Linked DNA regions of Homo sapiens: regions 2 and 3 are each linked to region 1. Evidence: read pairs that join two places in POLR2A ChIA-PET (ENCODE). Cell type or tissue: GM12878. All regions are shown on one strand. Region 1 holds the start of IL22RA2 (interleukin 22 receptor subunit alpha 2). Region 2 has its middle 27 kb from the start of IFNGR1. Region 3 has its middle 65 kb from the start of IFNGR1.

Region 1 (2,500 bases):
CTTTGCCTCCCACCCTCCATCACAACCATTAACCAAGACTAGAATGTAGGAGGGGAAGCAGGTAAAATGAAAGTGCTAAAAGGAGAGGGTTGGGTGCTGCTGATGTGGAGGAGGCAGAGTCTTCAAAGAGAAAGGGAAGAATGGCCTTCTGCATACAGACAGGAGCAGAGGAGTTGTTCTCAAGTGTAGACCCTCCATCCCAACCCCATGACCCAGCACCTGTGAACATTTCTAGACACTCGGGTGCCTGAGACTGTGAGGCCTTGGGTGGAGCTGGGGCCACGCAGGGAAAACCTTATTCCTGAGCAAAGGGTCTTAGAAGAGAGCTTATCAGAAATTTCCTCAGAAACCAGATCCCAGTGGACCAGGCCACTATCAATTTTCATTTAACAAATTTCAGTTATTGGAGGGCAGTTGCGCTGCATGCTTTCTGAGGCCAGCCCTATGTGGAAAGGTTTGTGTGGATAACATCAGGTTTCCCAGTGCCTCTGTTCTACGGCAGTCTTCTGAATCCAGGCTTGTATCTCCTCCAGCTGAAGTTTTTGGTGCTTATAAGGTAGCTTCTGCTTTGAAAGAAGAAACATGCAGCACGTTTTATGTTCCCTTTTCACCTCTTCATGCTCCTTAGCTTGCAACCTTCTCAGCATTGTTATTCACTTCCCTGCTAATGTTTACCACTTCACATTTACTTTGGTATTTAAATGGGGGATGATAATGTGGGTTTGCACTATTGATGTTCAATGGCTTCAATACCAATAGATCTCATTTTGAAGCCACCAAATTGCTCCAAGTTCCAGCTAAGAATAAAAGGAAAATATTTAAATTCGAGGTTTTATGATGAGAGCAGCAGAGAACGAAATTGAGGTTTCCACTGGGTTGCTGACTTTGTCAAACAAATGAGGGGAAATTAGGCGGAGTGGGATAAGCAAAACATATTTAAGAACTGAATTCTCCCCAAAACGTGAGCTTTGGTGCTCTATTAAATTTCACAAACCAGACCAGTTCTGTCACTGTTCAATTAGCTCTAGTTGTGTAATAGAACCTGCATAAAAGCCAACACTGTCAACAAGGCCTCAAGGTAGATGAAAAGATAAAATTAAATTCTAATTTCCCATCAATCTGGAAGCAGAAGAATTTGTACAGAATTGTTTCAAATGAAATGCTGTTTTGTTTGGGAAGTAAGAAAGTTTTAGTCACTAGGGGATCTCCGCTCTGCCTCCTTTCAGGCATGAAATGCTGGCTTCATTCCCTGCCCTCCCCCGACCTCGGCCCCACTCCGCAGCAGGGAGAGTCCACCTTGACGGTGACAACGGGTATTTCCATCATCGTGTTGACTCTGGAGAGAACTTGCTTAAGCCCCTGTCTTGAACAGATTTGATTCTCTTCTTCCTTTCTTCTTGTGGCTTCCAGCAGACCAACCATTTATCTAATTAAGGAATCATTTTTCATTGTTTTTAGGTGTGATGTGGAATTTTGGTTATTATTTTTATTTTTTTTTAGAGCTACCTATTATAGTACTACAGATGAAATGGTGTCATGTCTGGGATTTGCTTCAAAATAATACAAAGGCCTGGGAAAGGGGGTTACCATCCATGAGCTGATAACTGTTGAAATTGGGTGTCAGGTTTATTATACTCTACTTTTGTATGTACTTAAAATTGTTCATAACAAAGAAAAAAGATTTTTAAAGTTTATCTACAAGATGTGGCCAGACACGGTGGCTCACACCTGTAATCTCAGCACTTTGGAAGGCGGAGGTGGGTGGATCATTTGAGGTGTGGAGTTCCAGACCAGCCTGGCCAACATGGTGCAACCCCGTCTGTACTAAAAATACAAAAATTAGCCAGGCGTGACGGTGTGTGCCTGTAATCCCAGCTACTCAGTGGGGCTGAGGCAGGAGAATTGCTTGAGTCAAGGAGGTGAGGTTTGCAGTGAGCCGAGATCGCGCCACTGCGCTCCAGTCTGGGCAGCGATAAAGCGAGAGTCCATCTCAAAAAAATAAATAAATAAATAAATAAAGTTTACTTACCAGATGCTGTCTTCCTTTTGGTAATTTTAATGCCATTTTAGTGTCAATAATAAGATCTAATAATTATGGGACGCCATGTTATGTTTTTCCCATATTTTGTCTTTGTTAATCCTCTTATGAAGTCTAGGAGATTGGTATTATTATTCATTTGATGTTACAGATGAAGAAACTGAGACATAGATAGAGAGGTGGAGAGAACTTGACCAGGGCTCTATAGCGAGTAGTGGTAAAGTGAGGGCTGAAATCAGATCTGGTTAGCCTCAGGGCCTGAGGAGTATTATGAAACTCCTCTTGTGTTATTCTTTGCTTGTAATAGACATTCCATAAAGGGATAGAATGATGTCAAAGAACATTTGTCCATTGGCTTCTCGAATCGTTTATTCAGTCAAACAAATGTTTATTGAGCAACTGTTATATGCCAGGCACTGTGTTAGACATCGGGGATGCAGAAATGAACAAGACTACAGAGCC
Region 2 (2,500 bases), 74 kb after region 1:
GACCTGGTTTCAGGGTTGTCCTGATGTGATGCCACAGCCTCTGACAAGTGCCATAGATCCTGGCTGGTGATGATCCAGCAGGGCACACGTGGTGGAGAAATGGCCACCACCAGAAAGCTCTCCGCAGCCCATCCCCGCCTGCTGCACCTGTGGTCTCTTCTGCTCCAACCCTGGGATACAGGCTTTTTTATCTTGACTAGGGTTTCTCAGAGTCTTTATGTCCTGATCCATCATCCACTTTCTTTTCACCATGACACTTCTGGGCTCAGTTTGGGGAGGAATGATGGTATTCAGCATTAGTTCACCATCTGGTGAGGAACTAGAATCTTTTATGCATCTTTATATTCCCTTCCTTAAGATGCTTAAGGTATGTCCTAGAACAGTAGTTCCCTACATTTTTGGCACCTGGGACCAGTTTTGTGGAAGACAGTTTTTCCACAGATGAGGGCAGGGGATGGCTTCGGGATGAAACTGTTCCACCTCAGATCATCAGGCTTCAGATTTTCATAAGGAGCATGCAACCTAGATCCCTCATATGTGCAGTTCGCAATAGGGTTCGTACACCTAGGAGAATTGAATGCCACCTGCTGATCATAAAAAACATAAAAAACTAAAAAAAAGGAAAACCACTTTGTCTATGATCTTTAGACTTATTTATGTTTAAATTGTTTTTTTCTGTTTAATTTTTAAACAGGAGGTGGAACTCAGGCGGTAATGTTCGCTGCCGCTCATCTCCTGCTATGCAGCCTGGTTTCTAACAAGCCATGGACTGGCCCTGGTCCACGGCCTGGGGACTGGGGGCACCTGTCCTAGAACACTGACCTGGACTGCCTCACCAAGTTTAGTATGAAGGACAAGTCTGTTTCATTGTGAGGAAAAACTATGTTAGAAAAATATAAATATAAATATATAGTATGCTATACTTAAGCTAGTATAATTTAGTGCATAATAACTGTGAAGTAAATGACCGCTAAATAAATAAGACTTTGGATGAGCAGCTAGAGCAGGCTGCACACCACTGTGACAGCATTATTTCTCAGTGCTACAGCAGTTAAGTGCTACTTAAAGAGAAGAACAGATTACTAAAAGGTTGATTTGAACAAATCCTTTAATACATTTGCTTGTTGTTTGGGATTTGTTATTTCAAAAATACTTTAACTTCTCAATTTTGACCCAAACACCGTTAATTGTTTGTGAGTGAGCTTTGTAAAACTGAATGCAGAAGTTTTGATTGTGAGGCAAAAACTCTCTCATCCTGTTTTAAGGAAGATCTACATGCCCTTCTTGGTGATATTCTAGGAAGCAAAAGGAGAAGTGCTCTCTGGGAGATGAATTTCACTACCCTTGTTTTCCCCCTCCTTACAAGATTGGAGCAAATTCCCACTTATTTAGCAAGCAAAACATACTTCATAATTTCCAAATAAGAAGTAAAGTTTGCCATGTACACATCTGGAACCTGTGCATCTAGTCTCAGTTTACAACAAATAATACTTGTATTCTATGAATTCACCCAAAAGCTCAGTTTCGAGTTGACTCAATTCATGAGGAAAGTGCAATTAAGGTAGCTGATATTGATGACAGTTTAAGTAAAATATTAACCATTCACCCCTAGTACGATTTCAGGTTCTAGCTTGTTTCAAATTAAATCACAATATCAAATTAGATCACCAGAATTATTTAGTGTAACTCTTTGTAAAGTTGCCTTTACTAATGTAACTTAATCTGCCTTATTTGAATGTCTTTGACATTCTTGAATGTTGATATGAGAAATGGTCCTATGGAATTAAGGTTTCTGCATCTTTTTAGAAGACTCTGTTGCAAAAATTAATAATTCTGCAAGAGCTACCATTCACAGAGTACATCGGATGACCCAGGCACATGCTTTACTGAATTTAATTCTCACTATAGTCTTTTAGGTGTATATTATAATCCTTACTTTACATATGAAGAAACCGAAGCTATGTTAAACAACTTGCTCACACCTAATAAGTGCTTGACACAAGATTGAAACCCAGGTCTGTTAGATCTCTAAGTTTGTGGCCTTAACCAATATTTTATATTGTAATTATGCTATATGTGTAGAATTACTCATATAAAATGGTAAGAAATTGGGAGGAACTACATTGTAGAGCCAGAAGTCTGACTGGGATGGCAAGCTACAATCAGGATGATCTTTGGCACATATGGGCTTGCCTTGAAATTTCTAGATTCCATTTTGTCAGAAGCTGGATAAAGACTGGACTTTGGTCACCCAACCCTGCTGAAGACTCAGATTATTCCTGACTTGGACATTAAAGGGAAACTTAGTTCCATGGGCAAGGGTGTCTAGGACACTCAGGTAACCACATGAACAGGAGCTTACCTTTGACTTCAGGGCCTTCAATGAGTCATAGGTTAGGAAATCCTTATCTAAGCCATGCTAGTTCCCAGTTTTTCTTGGCTTCTGGGAAGCCCTGTTTCAAATGAAATACTCAATTCCAATATTTTCCTGAATGTTATT
Region 3 (2,500 bases), 110 kb after region 1:
AATATATATATATATATTTGAGAAGTGGTTAACACTGTTAAATGTGGCCACTTTCACTGCTTCTACCATCATCCCTCTGACCTGTGCCACCATCTTCTCTGGTGTCACTTAACGTCATCACAGAACTCACACTTGTCCCCTATGGTATATTTTTCCTACATCAGCCAGAGTGAAAAATGCAAAACTGATGATGTCACTTCTCTGGAAATAAACCAAAGCCCACCTAATGGCACACATAGTTTTATATGACCTGCCCCTCCCCACCCTGTCCCCTCTCTGCCCTCATCTCTCTCCTCTCCTCAGATTCACTCTGCTGTAGTTGCATTGGCTTCCTTCTGTGGCATGAGTGTGCCAGGCCTGTTCCTGCCTCAGGGCCTTTGCACTTGCTCTTCCTCTGCTTGGAACTCTCTGTCCCCATATATCACTATGACTTGTACCCTCATCTCCTTCAAGATTTTGCACACATGTCACTGTCCCTGAACATCTATTTAGAATTGAAGCCCCTGGCTGGGAACGGTGGCTTATGCCTGTAATCCCAGTACTTTGGGAAGCCAAGGCCGGTGGATCACCTGAGATGATCAGGAGGTCAGGAGGTCGAGACCAGCCTGGCCAACATGGTGAGACCCCCATCTCTACTAAAAATACAAAAAATTAGCTGGGTGTGGTGGCGCATGCCTGTAATCCCAGCTACTCAGGAGGCTGAGGCAGGAGAATCACTTGAACTTGTGAGGTGGAGATTGCAGTGAGTCGAGATCATGCCACTGCACTCCAGACTGGGCAACAAGAGCGAAACTCCATCTCAAAAAAAAAAAAAAAAAAGAGAGAATTAGAGCCCTCTACCCTCACCTCCACTCCATCATTCTTTAACCTCATTTTATGGCTTATGTTTCTTCTTGGCACATAACAAGGACTGAAGGAGTATTTGTTGAATAGATACAATGCTGCCTTGTGGTCAGCAGGGTAAACATATCAAAGTATCTGTTGTATTTAGTCACAGGAAATCAAGAGATATTCTGGTGAGAGCAGTTTCAGAGGACTTGATTGGCAAGGGAGAGTTTTCAAAGTGTTGGAGTGGAAATAGATGTTGAGAAAAGAGAAACACTGAGTTTTGACTACTGTTTGTCACAGTTTGACTGTGACAGGAAGGAGAGAGTCATAGTCATCATTAAAGAAGCATTTCTTAAAATATCCGAAGAGACTCACACAATCTCGTAGATAGACTGAGGGACAAGAGCTTATGCTGGGTGGGTGTGGGAGGAGACAGGGAGGAAGGTAAATAGGGAGGCAGGGAGGCAGGTCTCTAAGGGGACCTGGATTTAGAGCGCTGGGAGAGAGTTGGCCTTATTCAGCTCTTCTCCCAAGGCTGGGAAAGGAGGGAAGATGGAAATGGAGATGTGCCGAAAAGCTTTGGGGGGAAAGACTGTGACGTTCTGGCTAGATGTGTTTTTATTTTTTTCTGTGTAGTAGTTGCAGGAACAGGACGCAGAAAGATTTTTGGAAGAACTGAAAGCCACACCTGGATCTCCTAGTGCCCTAGGGATGACATTTCCCCCAGCTGCACATGCAGCCTGGGAATGGGAGCTGAGAAGTCAGATCTGAACTTGATTCAGAGTGGAAGCTTTGTTGGGCAGTTTCGATGGACAAAAATAGCAATGGGAAAGGGAAACCGAGGCTTTTGACAAGCTTACGATTTTCTAGCTCAGCTGAAAATAGGCATACATTTCTGTTCTTTCCAAGTAAGCAGAACTTGTGGATGATCTACCACATAGTCCTGACTCTGGAAGAAGCCAGCAGTGATCTTTGGATCCTTTTCTCTTGTTTTCAAGAGGAACATCCTTTCTATGCTACATGTAATAATGGAAAAACCTAAAATGAGCAATATAAGTAAATATCTTTTTCATCATCAGTTGGAGAGAGAACATTAATTCAACCTTGATAGACTGTGTGTTAGAATTGTGCTTTAACTTCTTCTCATCCTTCAATATGGGTGTTAGCTGCAAGTAGTGACATGAAGAATGACAGTGGCACAGTATGAGGCCACAGGGGCACCTGCTGACTATGACAAGGTGATGGAAGGAAAGAGACTGACCATGTAAACAAATGCCAGGGGAGGCAGGGTGATGAGCTTCAGCAAGAAGGAATTTTGTGCCAAAAACAGTAATGTGCTCTGGCTTACAGCAGCTAATCCTGAATTAGAAGACAAGCTAAACATGACTAAGAATGCAAGAGATAGATTACGCTTTTAATTTTAAAAATTTGCCATAAGCTGGGTGTGATGGCTCATGCTAGTGATCCCAGTGACTTGGGAGGCTGAAGCAGGAGGACTGCTTGAGGCTGGGAGTTTGAGACCACCCTGGGCAACATAGCAAGGCCCCATCTGTAAAAAATAAAAAAAATTTCTGGGTGTGGTGGCACATGCCTGTAAGTCTTAGCTACCCCAGAGGCTGAGGTGGGAGGGTTGCTTGAGCCCAGGAGTTCAAGGCAGCAGTGAGCCATGATC

Evidence for each region. Peaks named below come from ENCODE experiments on the same cell type or tissue, not always from the same donor. Only the 100,000 strongest peaks of a DNase experiment are listed, where the experiment ranks them.
Region 2: POLR2A ChIA-PET joins it to region 1 with 7 read pairs; 2 of 35 experiments call an interaction of 5 or more read pairs at or near these places.
Region 3: POLR2A ChIA-PET joins it to region 1 with 5 read pairs; 3 of 35 experiments call an interaction of 5 or more read pairs at or near these places.

What each region holds. Positions count from the first base shown.
Region 1 is chr6:137,171,384-137,173,883 of GRCh38, forward strand. It overlaps IL22RA2 (interleukin 22 receptor subunit alpha 2), which reads right to left and starts at 2,261. Exons shown (of 7, transcript NM_052962.3): 1 at 2,030-2,261. RefSeq lists enhancers at 361-1,119, 1,016-1,235. In GM12878, no CTCF peak of the experiment used is centred here; DNase peaks (open chromatin) are centred at 36, 908 and 1,298; H3K4me3 peaks cover 459 bases; H3K27ac peaks cover 2,500 bases.
Region 2 is chr6:137,245,596-137,248,095 of GRCh38, forward strand. No RefSeq gene overlaps it. Among named protein-coding and RNA genes, the nearest start is that of IFNGR1, 27 kb to the left of the region's middle. In GM12878, no CTCF peak of the experiment used is centred here; a DNase peak (open chromatin) is centred at 1,564.
Region 3 is chr6:137,283,084-137,285,583 of GRCh38, forward strand. No RefSeq gene overlaps it. Among named protein-coding and RNA genes, the nearest start is that of IFNGR1, 65 kb to the left of the region's middle. In GM12878, no CTCF peak of the experiment used is centred here; a DNase peak (open chromatin) is centred at 1,088; H3K4me3 peaks cover 904 bases; H3K27ac peaks cover 2,197 bases.